2 separate regions of the Homo sapiens genome follow, and region 2 is linked to region 1. A link is an interaction called in ENCODE POLR2A ChIA-PET data of the cell type or tissue named here. Cell type or tissue: CD4-positive, alpha-beta T cell. All regions are shown on one strand. Region 1 overlaps SH3TC1 (SH3 domain and tetratricopeptide repeats 1). Region 2 overlaps ABLIM2 (actin binding LIM protein family member 2).

Region 1 (5,000 bases):
GGGTGAGGGCGTGTGGGAATGTTATACTCTTTTTGCAACTTTCTTCTAAGTCTGAAATTGTGTCAAAAATAAAGTTAAAGAAAAAAAAAAAGAAGAGCTACCAGGTTGTTCACTAAATAAAAGATGAAAACCCCGGGTCTGGAATAGGAAAGATATTCAGCAAACATTTGTTGAGTGAATGAGAGAAGTCAGAATTTCTCCAGCTGTGAACAGGACTAATGGCACCCAGCCCCGTCATCCTTCTGGGTTAAAGGAAGGGAACAAACTAGCTCATTCCCTGGCTCTTCTCTGACCCCTTGTAAGTTCAGTACATGTTGACTTCACACGGCCCCCAGTGACCTGTTGAGAATTTGTGGTCTCCCTTGGAGATGGTAGGGATCAGCTAGACCAAGGATCCCCAAAGAGTGTCCCATGGAACACCAGCTCAGCCAAAAGCAAACAGGGTTGTGGAGGATTCTGGAGGTTAAGTAAGTGTGGAAAAGGCATTTCAACAGGAAAAAGATGCCTTGTTTGTGCTGGGAATCCCTGGGATCACCCACAAGGGATGTGGACAAAGCTTTTCCCCACTCCTTAGGGCATGATGAAGTCTATGATGGAGCAGTGTGTGAGAACATGCTTTGGGAACTGCTGGTCTAGCTCCTGCCATCAGTGCATGGCCTGGCCAGCTTCCAGCTGCTTCTGATGCACAGGTGCCAGAGGTACCAGAGCAGACGGACCCTTTCCATGAGGGGAACAAGTGAACGGCTTGATGAGGCATGGTGACAAACGGCCTCTGAGACCTGGTCTGAGAGGTGTTGGTCTGTCGCAGCCCTAAACATTGAACAGGACCACTGAAGACAAGCATCTCATTGGTGGGGCCAGGACCAGGATCACATGACCCAGAAGGTGGCCTCTCCATGCACCCACATTCTCTGGGCTCCTTGACTGAGGTCTTAACAAGGACAAGGCCAGGGAAACAGAATTCCATCAAAGGATGGGCACAGCTGACTCCTCTCCAAAGACCCCCTGCTGCTGCTCGCACTGGGCAGTGAGAACACAGAAGTGACCAGGGAATTCTTCTCTTGGAGTTCCCTGGCTGGGAGCAGGCAGGTCATGGGTGGCGTGTAAATCACATAGGAAGAGGCGTATGGCCAGAAGAGTGCCCCCCCCAGAGGAGCCACGGGGGCTGATGGAAGGCCCCAGGAGAACACGGGGTTCAGGGAGAGGGGGCATCCCAGGCAGAAGGACACACGTGTCACCCAGAGCAGTTTTGGAAGGCACAAGGTACTCTGTGCAGCCCATGGGGGCCTGCAAGGTCGGGCCCAGAAGCTTCCTGGGGCTTAACGGAGGAGAGCGACGTGTGTACTGGATTAAATCGTGTCCCTCAATTCATGTCTCCCGGAACCTCAGAAGGTAAGCTTTCTTGGAGAAAGGATCTTTGCAGATGTAATTAGTTCAGCTAAGATGAGGTCAGATTGGAGTTGGATGGGTGCTAGGAGATGGGCACCCTTTTAAGAAGAGAATACGGAAGACACACAGAGGAAGACAGCCACGTGGAGACGGCGGCAGAGTGCAGTGATGTGGCCACAGGTCAAGGAACGCCCACGGCCACCAGGAGCTGGAAGAGGCAAGAAGGACCCTCCCCTAGAGTCTCCAGAGAAAATGTGGCCCTTCTGGCCTTGGTTTTAGACTTTTGGCCTCCACAACTCTGAACAAGCACATTTCTGTTGCTTTAAGCCCCCGGCGTGCAGTGCCTTATCACGGTAGCCACGGAAAGATGATGCACATGGGCAGGTGTGCATTCGAGGGAACGCTCTCCCTGCAGCAGCCCGGAGAAAGGACGCCAGGGAACCCTGGAGTCAGGCACTGGGGCCAAGGGGGCAGCAGCCTGAGGACAAGGGAAGAGACTAGGCATCGTCCACAGTGACTTTCAGGCTTGTTACCTGGGGAGCCAGGTGGACGCAGCAACGTCCCCTTAGGTGAGATGGGGGTGGGTTCAGGAAAGGGGCGGGGCTCCAGCCACTCACTCGGACACGGGGCCCTGCATGCTGATGAGGCTGCTCCGCACAAACCCCACCCGGCCCGAGGCTGCGTGTCGGCCCACGCACCAGGGCAGGCTGGGCACCTGCGCCCCAAGGATCTCGATGAGGTCGCCACCTCGGAAGGTCATCTCTTCGGGCCCCGAGCCCTGGAAGTCTGCCAATGCCGAGGCCAGGCCCACAGCTGCGGAAGAAAGCCACATGGTGAGTGCCAGGGAGACCAAATGGGGGCCAGAGCGGGCAGACAGGGCCGATGCCAGCCACCCTGAACCATGGGGAATTCATCTTTTGGTTACTAGGAGGTTCGTAGTAAAGCTTGGTTTCCGCAATGAGGGAGGGAATGTCTACGTGGTCCTCAGAGGGGATGTTTTTATCCCTCTGTTGAAGATGAGAAAAATGGAGGCTCAGAGATGTTGATAAATAAGCCTCGGCCATCAGCCTCCAAGGCCAAGGCTCTTTCCTCCTTTCCTTCTGCAGCCACAACCCCCGGCCCCACCTACTCCCCACCCGGCTCCTGCATGGGGCTTTAGTCCCCCTGACAGGTGCGCAGGCCACCCAGACACCGGCAGCTCTGACAGGTGCACAGGCCACCCAGACACCGGCAGCTCTGACAGGTGCACAGGCCATCCAGACACCGGCAGCTTGCCACAGAGCACAAAGCGCTGGACCCGGCATCCAAGGAGAAGGGCTGCTGGCAGTGCCAGCTTTTCATAAAGAGGACGCGGTCACGGTCCTCTGTTAGTGCACGTGGCAAATTCAGCCAGCGCCAGCCCACCTCGGCCCAGGGCCTTCCAGGCGTTTCCCATGGTGACAGAAGGCTAGACTCTGAGACTGTTGGGTTGCACTGTCTGAGAAGTGGCGTTTGGGAGCTCTTTGCAGACAGTGGCCGGGGGCCCTGGTGCAGCTTCACTGAGCATCCTATGACGCTGCACCAGCCCCCAGAGCTTCCTGAGTGTCAGTTATGACCTCACAAGCTGGAGAAGACTCGGTTGGTACAAAAGTAATTGCGGTTTTTGCCATTGAAAGCAATAACAAAAACCACAATTACTCTTGCACTACCTGATAGCTATCTCTCTGGCTCAGGGAGGATGTAGGGCAACTTCCAAAATGTTGGTGCTGCTCCCTAGCACACACATTTCCCCAAAAAAGAGAGGCCCATGGAAACACTTACCCATCAGCGGGTTGCCGGGCATCACAGGGCCACCCATGGCATCGTCGATGGGGTCCTGGGGGATCCTAAGAGCCCACCTGGAGCCGGAAGAGGGAGGTCTTTGCTGCGGGATTTCAGATTTGGGGCAGATACATCCTGTGCAGAGACTGGACAGGCCAGCAGCCCCCAGCAACCTGAGCAGGTCCCTCGCCTCCCCCAACACACACACGTGCACACACACACACACACACATGCCTGCCCAGGTGTGTGGCCTTCAGGCCCCGTGCGTGTGGCACTGCCCCCAGGGAGCCCCGCACCCCTCAGCCTAGGGCCCGTGTCCTGGAAACACCGCCACCCCTGTGGGCCTGGAACCCTGCAGACCTCCAAAGCACCTGCCTCCCCCAGCTCCACACAGTGAGGGGTGAGGGAGATCCCAGCCTGGGGCTCTGGAGGCCTGGATTCAAATCCTAGTACCACTGTGACTTTGCCATATAACCTGGACAGATCACTCCTCTCTCAGCCTCAGTTCCTTCAGCCAGAAAAAAAAGGAAGCTGGACTAGATGACTGACAATCCCTCTTTCCCAGATGGCAGAACACTCTCAGTGTCCCCTGTTGGGACACCACTGGCCAGAGCACATAGGAAGGATTCTTAGGAGAAGCTCCTCTTGGGTCTCAGTAATGAGAGAAGCCAAGCCACAGCCTGTCACTTGAGACACTGCAAATCAAGAGATTGAGGTTCTCTCTTTGCTTTGGCTACCAGGAAGCTCCAACCCAAGTTAATGCCCCCCGCTTCAGCAAGTGAACAGGAGTTTGCATGTCACCTGTCCTCACATCCCCTGGCTCTATCTGTGGGTCCCGTGTGCCTTCTCACTCTGGATACGCATGTTTTATGTAGCTTCCTCAAAAGCTTTTCGGATGAGCCTGGTGAGAGCTCATGCCACATCTCCTGTGCCAGCGAACCCCAGGATAGCCCTGCCAAGTGGATGTCATTGGCCTATCATGCAGCTGGCAGGCCAGAGGCCCAGAGAGGTGGGCCAAATTGCCGAGGCCACACAGCTGGGAAGCAGCAGAACAAGGCCATGGCCAGGTCTGTCCGGGGCCCCCACCATTCCCTGTCCATCCCCTTGACCTCCAGATGACCCGGGCCTGGGAGTCTCAGCGAGGCCAACAGCTCTCAGAGCAGCAAAGGCCGGTACCTACTGATGAAATGGAATCAAAGGCTCCGGGGCGGCCGCCACTGCCACCTCCTCGGAGGACACGCTGGGGCTCGGCGGTGAAGAGTCTGTTTCCGGGGCCGCCTCTCCCTGGGGTGCCCCCGAAGCCTGCCTGAGGGCCTGGGGGCCATTTCCTGCATCCCGGGGACCCGTCATCACTCTCACATGGTGGTCAGGACACAGGACAAAGAAGGGCCCTTCAAAAGGATGGAGGTGGTCACTGAGGGTGGCCGGACTGGGCGCAGCTGTGGCCCTGCCCCCCACACCCCTGCCGGACAGACAACGAAGGCAACACCCACAGGAGCGGCCCCCCCAGTGTCTGCAGGCACAGAGACCCAAAGGGGCTCAGAAGGAGAGGTGGGCCCAGGGCGAGGTCCCAGCTCTGCCTCCATGTGGTGTGTGAGGCTGGCTCAGCCTCAGACCCTCGCCCTGGGCCTCAGTTTCCCTGACTGTGCGATGCGGAGCCAAAGGTGGGACCCCCAGGGCCCTTCTCCATGGACTGCCCCAGTGACCCCAGCCACTGCTGGCAGGCCCCCTCCTGCTGTGGTCGGGTAGGAAAGACAGCCTCATGTCCCCTCCTCAGACTCGGCGGCCAGCCACAAGGCCAGGGCAGCAGC
Region 2 (5,000 bases), 130 kb after region 1:
ATATATAAAAATATGTATTCTATATTATAATATGTATTATATATTATAATATACATTATATATTATAACAATATATTATATATATTATGTTATATATTATAATATATATTGTATATATAATATATTGTATAAATAATATATTATATTATTTATATAATATATTATATAATATATAATATATTAATTCTATAATTATTAATATATAAATGCATAATAAATATATAATATTAATATATAATACATATTAATATAATATATATTATATAATTATATTATGTATATTATATAATATATAATTATATATAATTTTATATAATATATAATTATATAATATATAAAATTATATATATAATTTTATATAAAATTATACATAATATATATAATTATATATATAATTTTATATAAAATTATATATAATATATATAATTATAAATATTATATATAATTTTATATATAATATATATTTTATATTTTATACAAAATATATAAAATATAAAATATTATATATTATATATAATTATATAATTATATATAATACATAATTAATTATATATAATATATAATATATAATTATATATTACATATAATTATATATAATATAATTATATGTAATATAATATATATATAATTATATATATATTATATATATAATATATATATAATTATATATATATAATATAATATATAATATTATATATAATTATATATATACACACAAATGACCAACAGCATACATGAAACAGTGTTTACCATCATTAGTCACAGGGGTATGCAAATGAAAACTACAAAGAAATGCCATTACGCCTCCATGAGAACGACTAAAACTGAAAAGATGGACCATGGCAAGTGCTGGTGAGGATGTGAAGCCAGAGGAGTGTCCCTCCAGTGCCGTTGTGAATGCAGAATGGCACAACGGCCATGGAAACCGGCTTGGCAGTTTCTGATAAAGTTAAACACACACTTAGCATATGATCAGAAAATCCATCTTCTGTATTCACCCAAAAGGAAAGCTTGTGTCCGCGGAGAGGCTGGTTGGCAACCGTGCTTAACAGCTTTATTTGTAACAGTCCCAAACTGGAAACAGCCCAGAAGCCCCCAGCAGTTGCATGGAATGGCTGTTGTGATTTATCCATGGGATGGACACTGCTCCGTCCTCAAAGGAACAAAGGATCGATATTGGCAAATAGCATGAGTGGACCTGAAAAACGCGAGGCTGACAAAACACCAAAGACTATGTGCTCTGTGATCCCGCAAAAAAATAAAAATAAAAAAAAAGACAAATCTAATGCACGGTGACAGTGACAATCACAGTGTCTGGGGCCATGGTGACAATGATGATCACGGTGCCTGGGGCCAGAGGTCGTGAGCAGCATGATTGTAGACAGCCACAGGGGGCTTTTTGCAGTGGAAAGAATGTTCCATATCATGACTGTGGTGGTGGCAGTTATATGGGTGTGTACATTTGTCACAAGGTACCTCAATAAAGTTGAGGAAATACAATCATAGCTGCCATTGAGTCAGCCCCTCCCAGGTCCAGGCAATAAGCCAGAGCTTCCTAGGCAGGATGTCCTGTGGGCGAATGAATGTATGAATACAAACCTGGAATGCAGGCATTCTCAGTCCTACTTTATAGGTGGGAAGTGTTTCAGAGAGGCTGAGTAGCTTGTTCCAGGTTAAACAGCCAGAGATTCGCTCCAAGCACATCCAGGGATGGGGAGGGGCTCCCACTCTGTCTCAAGATCCCCCATGACAGGGAGGGTGCAAGACACGGAGACCCAGGTGGCAGCAGACCATAGCATTGACACGGTGGCAACACGGGCATGGGAGAGCCGTGCAGGCTCCTGGGCAGTGGATGGGAGGGGAGGGCCCTGGGTTCAGCTCAGCCTGTATTTGTCCTGGATCCCCAGAAGGTACTGGCCCAGTGGGAACCCAGGAACACACCTGCTGCATGGACCGAGGGTACTGGATGCCAGCCCCACAGGTGGGTGCTCTGGCAGGCCTTCAGCAGGGGAAGGCACGGTGGTCTCCAGCTTCAGGGAGCTCCATCTGGCAGGCCCTGGTGGGAGGCCAGGCAGGGACTTGGCAGGAGAGAGTAGACCAAGCGTGGCCCCCTAGGAGAGCTTCAGTCCTTCACTTATTCACCCATTCATTCATTCAACAATGAATGCATTGTCTCCTCCCTGAAGAAGACAGACAGAACCCAACAAAGGTGTTTGAGCAGGGGCTTTTTTTTTTTTTTTTTTTTTTTGATATGAATCTCACTCTTTGGCCCAGCCTGGAGTGCAGTGGTGCAATCTCGGCTCACTGCAACCTCCACCTCCCAGTTCAAGCGATTGTCCTGCCTCACCCTCTCAAGTAGCTGGGATTACAAGTGCACACCACCATGCATGGCTAATTTTTGTGTTTTTAGTAGAGACCAGGTTTCACCACACTGGCCAGGCTGGTCTCAAACTCCTGACCTCAAGTGATCCTCCCACCTCAGCCTCCCAAAGTGCTGGGATTACAAGTGTGAGCCACTGCGCCTGGCCACACAGGGGATTTAAGGGGCACCCGTGGTCTGACACTTCCACGGGCTTCTGCCTGAAAAGCACCTGGTTCTCTGGCCAGGCTCAGATGGGGAAGGAAAGTGGCCCGGTGGCTGCTGGGAGCTTGATGGCAGCAGGTGTCGAGGGCAGACATGGCAGCATTCTCAGGCTGTGCTTCTGGCCCTGTCTGCAGGTGGCCTGGCCTTAGCTTGCTAGATGCAGCTACTTGAGCCATCCCTCAGTTTCCAAAGACATCCCCGGACTGCAGGAGGATGGGCCAGCTCTCTGCGGTCCCTCACCTGGCCTCACTCCAGGCACTTGCTGCGGAGGCGGACTTTAAGGTGGTGCCAAAAAACTCAGTAGTCAAGTAAATGATATTTTAATGCGATACTTTAAAAAATTGAAATAAATGCAAAAAATCCATTTAGAGCAAAATGGCAGAATTTTAAATAAAGACAGGATCCGATTGTCCAGCATCTTCCTGTCTACGAGGTGTGCTTTTATAGACACTGCCCTCTTAGAGGCCCAGGTAGTTAAATCGTGGAACTTTGAAGCCAGACAGGTCTTGGTTTGATTCTGGTTCTGACTCGTATCCATGTGTCCTTGGAAAAGTTACATATCCTCTCTGAACTCCAGTTTCTCACCTATAGAGAAAACATGAAGCAAATACCAACTAGGTTGAATGGCGTGGGGTTACTCATGAGGCATGCCTATAGGGCACCTATCACAGTAGTGGGCCCTGGGCACACAGGAGATGCCCAGTGTACATAGCTGCTGTCCTTGCTGCTGAGCTGATATGAAGAAAGCATCCCATGTGACTGGGAAGGCAGGGTGGGCTGGAGGGGCCGGTGGCCCAGGCAGCCTGGCATGTTGCCATGTGCCAAGCACTGGGCTGGCCCTCAGCTGGTCCTCACCACCACCTTAGGTGCTATGATTCTGCCTGTTGGTACAGATGAGGAAACTGAGGCTCAGGTGTCGATGACTACCTGAGGTCCTATTGCGGGGACGCAGCAGTGCCTGGGTGGAGAGGCCCTGCATTTCCTCAGCCTGTGAGTGGTACCTTTGCAAGATCCTGGGGAGACATTGGCCCTGGTCTCCTGCACTGGGACAGGGCTCCCCCAGAGAGGAGCCAGAAGGTGGGCCTGGCTGGTAACGAGCTCTCTTGTTTCAGGCTGCCCTTCCCCCCCGGGGACCGAGTGACCTTCAACGGGAAGGAATGCATGTGCCAGAAGTGTTCCCTGCCCGTATCGGTGGGCAGCAGCGCGCACCTGTCCCAGGGCCTCCGAAGTAAGTGGGCGCTGAGTGGGGGCATGTTGAGTGGGGGCATGCTGAGTGGGGGGTGCTAAATGGGTGGGTATGCTGAGTTGGGGGGCGCTGAGTGGGGCGTACTGAGTGGGAGGTGCTGGGGGGCGCTGAGTGGGGGCGGTGCTGAGTATAGGGCATGCTAAGTGGGGGCTTGCTGGTTGTGGGGGGGGTGCTGAGTTGGGGGCTTGGTCTCTGCAGTGCCCAGGGACAGAGCCTGAGAAACGGGGACCCAGAGCAGCAGCAGCTGCAGTGAACGCTGTGAATAAATGTGAGGAGGCAGCCAGGGATGGAAGTTTCTGGGGCTCTCGTGCCGCCAAGTCTTTGCACTGGCTGTTTCCTCCACCCCATGTGCCACTCCTGCTTTCCCATCTAATGCCCACTGCTGCTTTCCCATCTAATGCCCACTGCTGCTTTCCCATCTAATGTCCACTGCTGCTTTCCCATCTAATGCCCACTGCTGCTTTCCCATCTAATGTCCACTGCTGCTTTTGCCCAGCTCTAGCATACCTCCTCCAGGAAGCCTTCCAGGTCTCCTTCAGGTCCTCTCCCTCTGGCATTCACTCCCCTCAGCTCCCCTCTGTTAATTCCAGGCCACCCGGGACCCCTTTGGGGGAACCTGTAGAGGAACACTGAGCTCCGGGCTCCCGCAGTCAGGGGCCCTTGGGTTCACTGCTCCACCTCCCAGGAGTTAGGCCAGGTGTGTATGCAGTGGGGGCTCAAGATGCTTCCTGAATTAGGAAGCAGGAGGTTGTTAGTGTGGAAAAAAAACAAATGCCAGCCGAAGTGTCAGGGGTTTGCAGGTGTGGGGCCAAGTATCAGCAAGGAGTGGGCAGCCAGGTGGCCTTTCCCAGCTGGGGTGGCTCTGCCGGATCATGAGATGGCACACAGGCTCTGGGAGGGAAGCCCAGCAAACCAGGCCCCGCCGCTGCCAGGCACCTGGTGCAGAAGCCCACTCTGAGCACCGTGGTCACTGGGGTGTCCCCAGACAGAGGAGGGGTTTCTCCTGATTTCTGGGGTCAACATCTTGCCCGCAATTAATTTCCTCTCCTGTGTCAAATGCCTCCTTTCTCCCCCACCTTGTCTGCTGCGTTGAGAGTCTCTACAGAGGCGATTCCACTTCCAGCCTCCCCGAGGTGCAGCACTGGCCCTGGGAGCTGGTTATAATTTGAC

The links. Peaks named below come from ENCODE experiments on the same cell type or tissue, not always from the same donor. Only the 100,000 strongest peaks of a DNase experiment are listed, where the experiment ranks them.
Region 2: POLR2A ChIA-PET joins it to region 1 with 5 read pairs; 2 of 35 experiments call an interaction of 5 or more read pairs at or near these places.

What each region holds. Positions count from the first base shown.
Region 1 is chr4:8,216,537-8,221,536 of GRCh38, reverse strand. SH3TC1 (SH3 domain and tetratricopeptide repeats 1) reads right to left here. Exons shown (of 18, transcript NM_018986.5): 7 at 4,370-4,580; 8 at 3,190-3,266; 9 at 2,007-2,202. Among named protein-coding and RNA genes, the nearest start is that of SH3TC1, 20 kb to the right of the region's middle. In CD4-positive, alpha-beta T cell, no CTCF peak of the experiment used is centred here; a DNase peak (open chromatin) is centred at 2,956; H3K27ac peaks cover 510 bases.
Region 2 is chr4:8,086,981-8,091,980 of GRCh38, reverse strand. ABLIM2 (actin binding LIM protein family member 2) reads left to right here. Exons shown (of 21, transcript NM_001130083.2): 4 at 3,697-3,812. Among named protein-coding and RNA genes, the nearest start is that of ABLIM2, 69 kb to the left of the region's middle. In CD4-positive, alpha-beta T cell, no CTCF peak of the experiment used is centred here; no DNase peak of the experiment used is centred here.